3 separate regions of the Homo sapiens genome follow, and regions 1 and 3 are each linked to region 2. The links are chromatin contacts, found by Hi-C or POLR2A ChIA-PET in ENCODE. All regions are on one chromosome and are shown on one strand. Each heading gives the region's core, a stretch centred on a gene start or an enhancer-like site at or near the end of the contact. The rest is flanking DNA. Distances are from core to core; before and after follow the strand shown. Region 1 overlaps TRIM14 (tripartite motif containing 14). Region 2 holds the start of TMOD1 (tropomodulin 1). Region 3 holds the start of NANS (N-acetylneuraminate synthase).

Region 1 (3,155 bases), core at 348-2,847, 600 kb before region 2:
ATCTCAGCTCACTGCAACCTCCGCCTCCTGGGCTCAAGCAATTCTCCTGCCTCAGCCTCCCGAATTGCTGGGACTGCAGGTGCCCACTACCGTGCCTGGCTAATTTTTGTATTTTTAGTAGGGATCGGGTTTCACTATGTTGGCCAGGCTGGTCTCGAACTCCTGACGTCAAGTGATCCTGAAAATGCAGTCGGCGGGGCTCAGCCCCTCTGTCCTACAGAGCAGAGCCGGGGATGGGCAGGAAATGGGCCTGAGACACAAGGGCCCAGCCTGGCACCAGACCCAGAACCCCTGCGGGTGGAATAAGGAGCCTCAGTTGCTGGCTCCATGCCTTTCTCTGTGACCCGCAGGAGCTGTAGGGACTGAGCCAAGGCTTGGGATCAAGGCACCAATGGGGGGACATGAACCAGCCTTTGCCAGACTGGGAACAAAAAGATGGGGACCCTGCCAGGCCATGCTGCTGACAAGGCCACTGGTGTCCATTGCCCCTGCTGGGCATGGCCACTCCCTGCCTCTTCCTGCCTGCCATTGCCACCATAGCAGAGTCTAAAGAGTCCCCATGCTAACGTGGTCTGGGCAAGGTTGGACAGCATGCCTTCTTTCCCTGGTGGTGCATCCCATGAGAGGCATCCGTGGGAGGGTTGTTGGAAGTCATACTGAGTTTTCAGCAAAACAGCGCCCTCCTTTCATCTCCTCACTCTCCACAGGACCCAGAGGTGGATTCACACAGCAGCCCACACTCTGAGTGCAAAATCCCCCAGCCTTCCCTGACCGGGGCTTCATGGCTGTTCAGCTTCTTTCTCTTCCACAGTCCTTAGACCCTGCTCAGCTAGACTCTGTTAGGCCCTCACCCAGCCACCAGCTCTCTTCAAAGCCCAGCCCAGTTCAGCTGGGATCTTCACTTTGAACCAGTGGGACCCAAACCAGATGGCGTACTTCCTTATTTCATGACCATGATATTCTCTTGCTCTCTTTCTCTCTCTCTCTCTCCCCTTCCCTCTCTCTCTCTACCCCTTTCTGACCATATTGCATAATCAGCCTCATCTGCTTATACAAGAAGTTTTCTGGTGGCTGTTTTCCATACTGGTTGCCACTGTGCTGAGAGTTAGAACAAGGTATAGCGTCGTGAAGCTTCTTTTGTATTTTCTACTTTACAAAGTGGATCTATAAAAACTGCTTGGAGCATAACTTGGTTGGGAGGAGATATTTGCTCTCTTGGTTTCTCTGCAAAGGTCCTCTGTGTACTTACGTTGCTTCAACATGTGTTCATAAATCAAGAGTTTGAAATACATTTTATTTTCTTCATTTGATCATTCAGTAAATATATATTTGTGTCCAGGCTCATTGACCCATTGCAACCATAAAAATGTGGACTAATTCCCAGGCTAGCTTAAAGCTATAATCCATAGGCCTGTGTATGAGCTAGCCTCTGAACCTATCCATAGGCCTGTGGTATGAGCTAGCCTCTGAACCTATCCTCTGCCTGGAGCATTGGATAGGAAACACAGATTTAGAGAACTCATCTCCTGTTTGCTGCCAAACCACATGCTGTCCCCCTGAGAACACGGTATCACGGGAGCCTGCCCACCCCTCGTGACTGGCTGGGTGCTGGGTTCATTCTGCTATGTGGACTGTGCAGATGTTTGGGCTGAGGAAGGGAGCTGGCCTATGTTTAATTTTTTTTTTTTTTTTTTTTGAGACGGAGTCTCGCTCTGTTGCCAGGCTGGAGTGCAGTAGCACAATCTCGGCTCACTGCAACCTCTGCCTCCCGGGTTCAGGCGATTCTCCTGCCTTAGCCTCCCGAGTAGCCAGGACTACAGGTGCCCACCACCACACCTGGCTAATTTTTTATATCTTTAGTAGAGACAGGGTTTCACCATGTTGGCCAGGATGGTCTCCATCTCCTGACCTCGTGATCCATTCGCCTCAGCCTCCCAAAGTGCTGGAATTACAGGCGTGAGCCACCGTGCCCAGCTTTAGTGTTTTTTTAATTGTATAAATAATACATGAACAAATTGTCATTTTTTAAAATTTAAACAATGGTATAGTATGGAACTACATAAGGTACAAAGTGAGAGCCTCTCTTTTCCCTTACCCCCAATCCCATGCCTCTTGCCAAATATGACCACTACTAACAAACATTTTAATTGCACTTGCAAATATATAGATGTATACATATGTCCATATACAGGTTTTGTTTTATTATGTTTTACATAAATTTGGATTATCTTGCTTATATTATTCTGCAGCTTGTTCTTTTTCACCTGTTTTTTTTTTTTCTGGAGAACTTTCCCTGCCAGGACATATAGGTCTACTGCATTGTTTTTTGTTGTTGTTGTTTGTTTTTGGAGATGGAGTCTCGTTCTGTTGCCCAGGCTGGAGTGCAGTGGCATGATCTCGGCTCACTGCAACCTCCGCCTCCTGGGTTCAAGCAATTCTTTGCCCCAGCCTCCTGAGTAGCTGGGATTACAGGCGCCCGCCACACGCCCGGCTAATTTTTTTGTATTTTTAGTAGAGACAGGGTTTCACCATCTTGGCCAGGCTGGTCTTGAACTCCTGACCTCATGATCTGCCCGCCTCAGCCTCCCAAAGTGCTGGGATTGCAGGCGTGAGCCACCGCGCCCAGCCTACTGCATTGTTTTTGTTGTTATATTTTCTTCTTCTTTTTTTTTATGGTGATAAAATATACATAACATAAAATTTGCCATTTTAACCATTTTAAAGTATTCAATTCAGTGGTATGAATTATATTCACAATGTTGTATAGCCATCACCTGTGTCTACTTCCAAAACTTTTTCATTATCCCAAACAGAAACTCTGAAACCATCAAGCAATTACTCCCCATTTCCCCTCTCCCAGCCCTTGGTAACGTCGACTCTACTTTCTGTCTCTATAAATTTGCCTGGTCTAGATGTTTCACATAAGCGGAATGATAAATTATTTGTCCTTTTTTGTCTGGCTTAATTCACTGGGGATGATGTCTTCGAGGTTCATCCATGTTTAGCATGCATCAGCACACTGCATTCTTTGTAATCGCTATAAATTATTTCATTGTACGAATGTAGGACAATTTATATAATGAACCGATATACATATCCCATATTGAAAATTGTGCCAAATATGTCATGGTTAACAACTGTCTGAGGCTGGTGCA
Region 2 (3,054 bases), core at 522-3,021:
TTTCTGTAAGTCTTTGAGATGGCTTTAGAAAAAAACACATAACAGAAAGTAAAGTAGAAGCAAAAAGGAAACTTCAGGATGAGGGCGCTATTGTCCAGACAAGGTAAAGTCCAGAACAGCAGCAGATTCAAGAAGAGGGGGCATTGATCGGGTGCTCCCAGAGCTCCCGGACCTGCCTGAGCAGTGGGAAGGGTGCGGAAAGAGATGGGAAAGGCTGGGAGACTGCAGAACTTCTGGCGTGACCGGCCCTGTGTGACCTTGAGCAGGGGGCTCTGCGGCCCTGCACAGAGGACAAAATGGCAGTCACCTCTGGAAGAAAGATGGGGTGGGGGCCCTAGGGGTTCTCACGCTGAGGGCCCAGCACCTGGGTTCAGGGTCTGGTTCTGCGATTCAGACACGGAGGAGCTTGGGCCAGGTCGTCTCCGAGAGTCTGAGGGCATAGGGCGAGGGCTGGAGACAGGGTCTGTAATAGTAGCGGTGGGTGAAGGGTGTAGGAGGGGGCGGCGCTGCGCAGGTTGGAGGACGCATCATAGGCCCGATATAGACCGGGAAACTGTGGCCAGGGAGCGGCTGTACTGGAACCACTGCCCCTGCCCAGCTCATCGCATCTGAAGCTGCGTGGCTCACAGGCTGCTTTGCCGGCTACGGAGCAGAGAGATGCCCATAGGCACCCCAAAAGTGCACTTCCTAGGGTTGTACGGCTTAGGATATCCGACGGCCTTAGTGAGTCCCAGGATACGATCGAGTCTGGGGCAGTCAGTCTCCGATTTCTGCAGCGTCTCCGCATGTGCGCGGCTGGGACCCCAGCGTCCCAGGCCCGGAGAGGGTGAACAGGTGTGGGGAGCGCAGGCGGCCAAGAGCGCGCCCTGCAGCTCTCAGGGCTTGGGCTCCCAGCTCCATCGCGGCTACCAAACCTCGCCCCTACAAATGGGAGACTGAGATCCAGAAACAAGAGGGGGATTGCCAAGGCCATGCCGAGAGCCGGCGACAACCTGGGGCTCCCGCCTCCAAGCTCTTTCCAGCTCCACTTGGCCGCGTAGCGCGTGTCGTGGTGCTTTAAACCTTGTCTCTCCCAGTTTGGGAAACTTCACCTGCCCCAAACACTCTCAGCGCGAACCTGGGATCCACGTCCAGTCGAGCCTTTACTCCCCCACTCCCACCCCCAGACTCTTGCAGGCGGAGAAGAGGCCGCGCCCCCGAGCCCAGCTCCGGCTGGCACCTGTACCCAGCTGAGCACCCCGCGGGCTCAGAGCCCCGCCGCGCTGGAGTCCTGCGGGTGGCGGGGGCGCCCCTCCGCCAGGACCCCAGCCCGGGGCGCCGTCTCCTCCAGAACCCCGGGTCCTTCTCGCGTTCACAGACGCGGTGCGGAGGTCCAGAGCGGAGGGCGCCCTGGCCAGGGCTGCGCGCGCGGGGAGGCGGGGACGGGAGCGCTGGGCTCGGAACCCCGAGACCCGGGCTCCCTAGCCCCAGAGGCAACCCGAGGCGGCAGCTATTTATAGAGGGAGCCACGCTCAGTCCCTCTTGGCGGCGGCGGCGACAGCTGAATATTTTGCCCAGATATGGCTGAGGCCCCGGAGCGGGGGCAGGGAGCCCCGCGAGCGCGAGGGGGACCCCAGGCGGGGTGGGGGCTTACCCGGACGCAGAGCTGTGGGGCCGGCGCGGACGCGGGCTGCGGAACAGGCGCGGGCGGCGGGCAGATGGACGCGGGCGGAGGCCGCGGTGCTCCGGCGGGCAGCGGGCGGGCGAGCGCAGCGCGGGGCTGGACGAGCTCCCGGGCGGCCGCGGGCGGGCGGGAGCTGTGGGCTCGGGGGTGGGAGCCAGGGGCGGGCCCGGCTCGGCTGTCACCGCGCCCCGCCCCGCCCGCCGCCGGCTCCCTCCTTCCCCCCCCCTCCACTCGGGGGCGCCCGGGCGCAGCGCACTTCCCCGTCGGGACGCGGCCCTGGGCCGGGAGCGCAGGGGAGTCGGGCTGCAGCCGAGCGAGCGCGGGCCCCTGCCTGGGTCTCCTCCGCTTCCCCGCTGGTACCAGGAAGAGTTTGAGCGACGGTAGAGTTATGTGGGAAAAGGTGGGCAGATTTGCATTCCTGTGGGGTTTAGAATTTAAGATTTTGAGAATCTGAAGTCCCCAGAAGTGATGGACCAAAGCCAGCTAAGCAGCTGCTGCACCTTCACCTCTGATTGAAGCGCCGCTCCGTCCGTTTCCCAGCAGCGCGGCCAGGTGGGCTCTGAGCCGCAAGCTTTAACCGCGATCGTTTTGTCTACACGTAGTTCCAACACGCAATCGAATACATTCTCTCTACACTGAGAGCGAGTGGAGTGTCTAAAATACTGATTTTAAATGACCACAACAAAAAGACCCAAGTTCTTAAAAGGCTTTTTTTTTTTTTTTTTTTTTTCAGAACAAACCACTTTAGGTGGTTTATTCCAAATACAATTTTAAGTGTTTTAATAAACAAATGTCTCATGCAAAGGAATTTATATAGAAATAGGAAAACGTCTTATTTTGGATTATTATGGGAAAGCTTTTGGTAGGGTAGACCTTAATAAAATCAGCTCTTAATCCTGATGTATAGATTATTAATGAGAAACACTCATTAACCAAATTTTGTTTCTCAAGAAAATGAATTTCTCTAAAGTCCTCACAATGAGAACGCTCTTTTCAAGGGGTATATGCCATACATTTAAAAATAAGCAGTGATCTAATATTTCAGATTATTTTAAAACATTTTTGTTGTGAATCGAACATATAAGAACATACAACATAAGTTATGTTGTATGTGTAAACAAAATAAATGTGCAGCTTCATGACTTTTTACAACGTGAACACCTGTGCAACCAGTCACTCAGAGAACATTGCCTACAGCCCAGAAGCCAACCTGTCCCTCCTGGGTCCCAACTCCCTTCTAAAGATGATCACTTTCTTGACCCTTACGGTGATCATGTCCTTGTTTTTTTTCTTCCCTCTGTAGTATGTCTTCATTTGTTCAAATCTGTTGTTAATCTGTGGTTTTATGCAGCTGTAGTTTTTCACTGTATGAATATGCCACAGTTTAAAAA
Region 3 (2,974 bases), core at 82-2,581, 560 kb before region 2:
GGGTCCCAGCTACTCGGGAGGCTGAGGTGGGAGAATCACTTAAGCCTGGGAGGCAGAGGTTGCAGTGAGCCGGGATCATGCCACTGCACTCCAGCCTGGGTGATACAGAGACCCTGTCTCAAAAAAAAAAAAAAAAAAAACCAGGAAAAAAAAAAAAAAACAGTAAGAGAAAACCTCCAGCCTGGGTGACAGAGCAAGACCCTGTCTCTAACATAGATAAATAAATAAATAAACATTTAAAAAACCTATCACAAATGATACAAAATCAGTTGAGTAGCATTGATGAAGGGAAAGGAAAGATGGGGTGAGCTATCTCTAAACCAAAGAATCATAGTGCAGGCCAGGCCTTATGCTGGGGGCTGGGGTCGTAATGAAGAATATGGCAGTCCCAACAGAAGAGGGAGCACGCATTTACCGACTCATGTGTGCCAAGTGCTGGGCTCAGAGCTCTATCTGAGAATCTCATTTGATCCCCATAACAACTCCATGTGGAAAGAACTGTTGTTTTCAAGCCCCGTTTTCAAATGGGGAAAAGGGTTCACGGAGGCTAAGTAAGCAGCCCATGTTCACACAGCTAGTAGTGGTGGAACTGAGATTTGAACTCAAAGGCCCGGCTTTTAACCACTTCATATTTCATATACAGGGAATGGCGGGTGAGAGAGACCACAGCAACTTCCAGGAACTGTCATTCCTGAAAGTAACTCTGTGTCGCTGAAGAATGTCAGAGAAGAATTATGACGGGCTGGAAGGGGCCCAGTCATTAAAATCTTGAAGGCTATGTTAAAGGGTTTCGACTCTACCCGCGGGCAGGAGGGAGCCACAGAAGGTGCCAGGCAGGGGGGATGGTCTGATCAAGTCTGACTTTTAGAAAGATTATTCTGGCACCAGAACGGGGAGGAAACAGGTCGGGTTAGGAGGCAGCTGCTGTAATGCAGAAAGGTCACGAGGGTGGCGGACACGGTGAGGAAGAGGGATCCGAAGGATTCCGAAAACGGAACTGGCGGGCGGGAAGAGGCCGGACCAGGGTACCCAGCCGCGGAGGCCGTGTGGCCCTGGCTCCCCGCGGCCCCGCCCCGCCCCTCCCGGCGCCCGAATCCCGGGTCCCGGGAGCTGCCGCCTCACCTTGGCCATGCGGATCATGCGCTTGGCTACGTCCAGGTCGCCCTGGTGGTTCTGGCCGATCTCGGCAATGATGAAGCACGGGTGTTGCCCGCCCACCCAGCGCCCGGGACACAGCTCCAGCTCCAGCGGCATTGCAGCGGCTCGGGGTCCAAAGCCTCACTACCAGTCTGGGTCCGGCCGCCGCCGCCGCCGCCTCTACTCTGTTCTGTGAGCAACGCTGCGAGACCCACACGCCAGCCCCGCCACGTCAGCCCGCGGTCGCCGGGCAGCCAATCCCCTAGGCCCCGCCTCTCTCCCGACAGCCAATCGGGGCGGGGGGCGGGGGCGGGGCCTCCCGCGGGAAGGGCGGCGGGGCGGGTCGAGGAAGCTCCGCGGCCCTCTCCTGTGCGAGGCTTGAGGCTTGCTGTCCCAGAGCGTGGTCTCGGACCATCGCGGTATCCGTGCGTGCACCCAGGAGCAAGCATTCCCTGCAGGAGGCGGACGGCTGCCTGCGCAGGGCATAGTCTATGTCCTGCTCTCAGGAGCATGGGGAGAGCGCGCCCTATGGTGTAATGGAAAAAACAGGGTTGCTAGAGTTAGAATCACAGAGCTGGATCGAGTCCAGCCTATGCCAGTCACCAGCTCCTGCTCATATATACGTTACTCAGTCTTCCGGAGCGTTATTTTTGTTTCTCTCTGAAGCAAAAAAATAAAATAGAACTGTGAGATGACGTATAGAAACCCCTGATCACAATACTTGGCTTGTAGTAAGTTTTCAAGAAGTGGCGGAGGTTCCTATTATATGAGAGGCAACAGGTTCGAGAAGTTGCACTGGCTTGTCCAAAGCCATCCAGAAAGCCAAAGCAGAGATGGGACTAGTACCCGGACCTCCCAGCCCCAGGCTCTTAAAATACAATCACCTGGGCGGGCGCGGTGGCTCACACCTGTAATCCCAGCACTTTGGGAGGCCAAGGCAGGCAGATCACCTGAGGTCAGGAGTTCGAGACCAGCCTGACCAATATGGAGAAACCCCGTCTCTACTAAAAATACAAAAAAATTAGCCGGGCGTGGTGGTGCGTGCCTGTAATCCCAGCTACTCGAGAGGCTGAGGCAGGAGAATCGCTTGAACCCGGGAGGTGGAGGTTGCAGTGAGCCCAGATCACACCACTGCACTCCAGCCTGGTGACACTGCAAGACTCTGTCTCAAAAATAAATAAATTAATTAATTAATTTAAAAAATAAGATAAGTTATTTCCCAAAATAAACCTCCTTCTTTCCTGGGAACTAGACTGCCTTTGTAGGACTAACAAATTAGCCACAAGATTAGACACGTAGGAGTCATGCACCTGGAGGCTACAAGATTCTGACCCTCCCCAAATTGCTCCTGGGGATAACATCACTATTGTAAAACCTAAGACCAGTGCTTGAGATATTTTGCAGACCCTGCACTTGATGGATCAGCTGGCACCACCAGATTGATAAACTGGTTCATCTGATCTTGTGTCCCCCAACCAGGAACTGACTTGGCACAAGAAGACAGCCTTGACTTTCTATGATTTTATCTCCAACACAACCAATCAGCACTCCTGGCATACTGGCCTCTCTTAACCCACCACATTATCCTTAAAAACTCTGATCTCCAAGGTGGGGCATAGTGGCTCACACCTGTAATCCTAGCACTTTGGGAGGCTGAGGCGGGTGGATCACCTGAGGTCAGGAGTTCGAGACCAGCCTTGCCAACATGGTGAAACCCTGTCTCTACTAAAAATACAAAATGAGCCAGGTATGGTGGTGCATGCCTGTAATCCCAACTACTTGGGAGGCTGAGGTAGGAGAATCGCTTAAACCTGGGAGGCGGAGGTTGCAGTGAGCT

What was found. Hi-C counts contacts between places; a loop is a spot of excess contacts on that map. ChIA-PET counts read pairs that join two places held with the same protein, here RNA polymerase II (POLR2A). Pooled maps may share reads with other maps.
Region 1: a map with no recorded cell type shows a loop between it and region 2 (4-fold over the local background). The contact joins the enhancer-like site here to the promoter of TMOD1 in region 2. A Hi-C loop is called at or near these places in 2 of 37 single-sample maps with no recorded cell type and 2 of 50 pooled maps.
Region 3: a pooled map shows a loop between it and region 2 (11-fold over the local background). The contact joins the promoter of NANS here to the promoter of TMOD1 in region 2. A Hi-C loop is called at or near these places in 4 of 50 pooled maps. POLR2A ChIA-PET finds 5 or more read pairs at or near these places in 2 of 52 experiments (GM12878 and activated T-cell).

The regions. Positions count from the first base shown.
Region 1 is chr9:98,102,378-98,105,532 of GRCh38, reverse strand. All of the region lies in intron 2 of TRIM14 (tripartite motif containing 14), which reads left to right. Among named protein-coding and RNA genes, the nearest start is that of TRIM14, 15 kb to the left of the region's middle. Within about 2 kb of position 1,597, at least 9 of the 41 ENCODE cell types and tissues checked have a DNase peak (open chromatin) inside an H3K27ac peak, as active enhancers do.
Region 2 is chr9:97,500,383-97,503,436 of GRCh38, reverse strand. TMOD1 (tropomodulin 1) reads right to left here and starts at 1,771. Exons shown (of 10, transcript NM_003275.4): 1 at 1,634-1,771. RefSeq lists a silencer at 1,235-1,954.
Region 3 is chr9:98,055,089-98,058,062 of GRCh38, reverse strand. NANS (N-acetylneuraminate synthase) reads right to left here and starts at 1,331. Exons shown (of 6, transcript NM_018946.4): 1 at 1,123-1,331. The coding sequence starts at 1,254. It also overlaps a transcript of TRIM14 not described here. RefSeq lists enhancers at 613-732, 1,773-1,822 and silencers at 983-1,152, 1,233-1,582.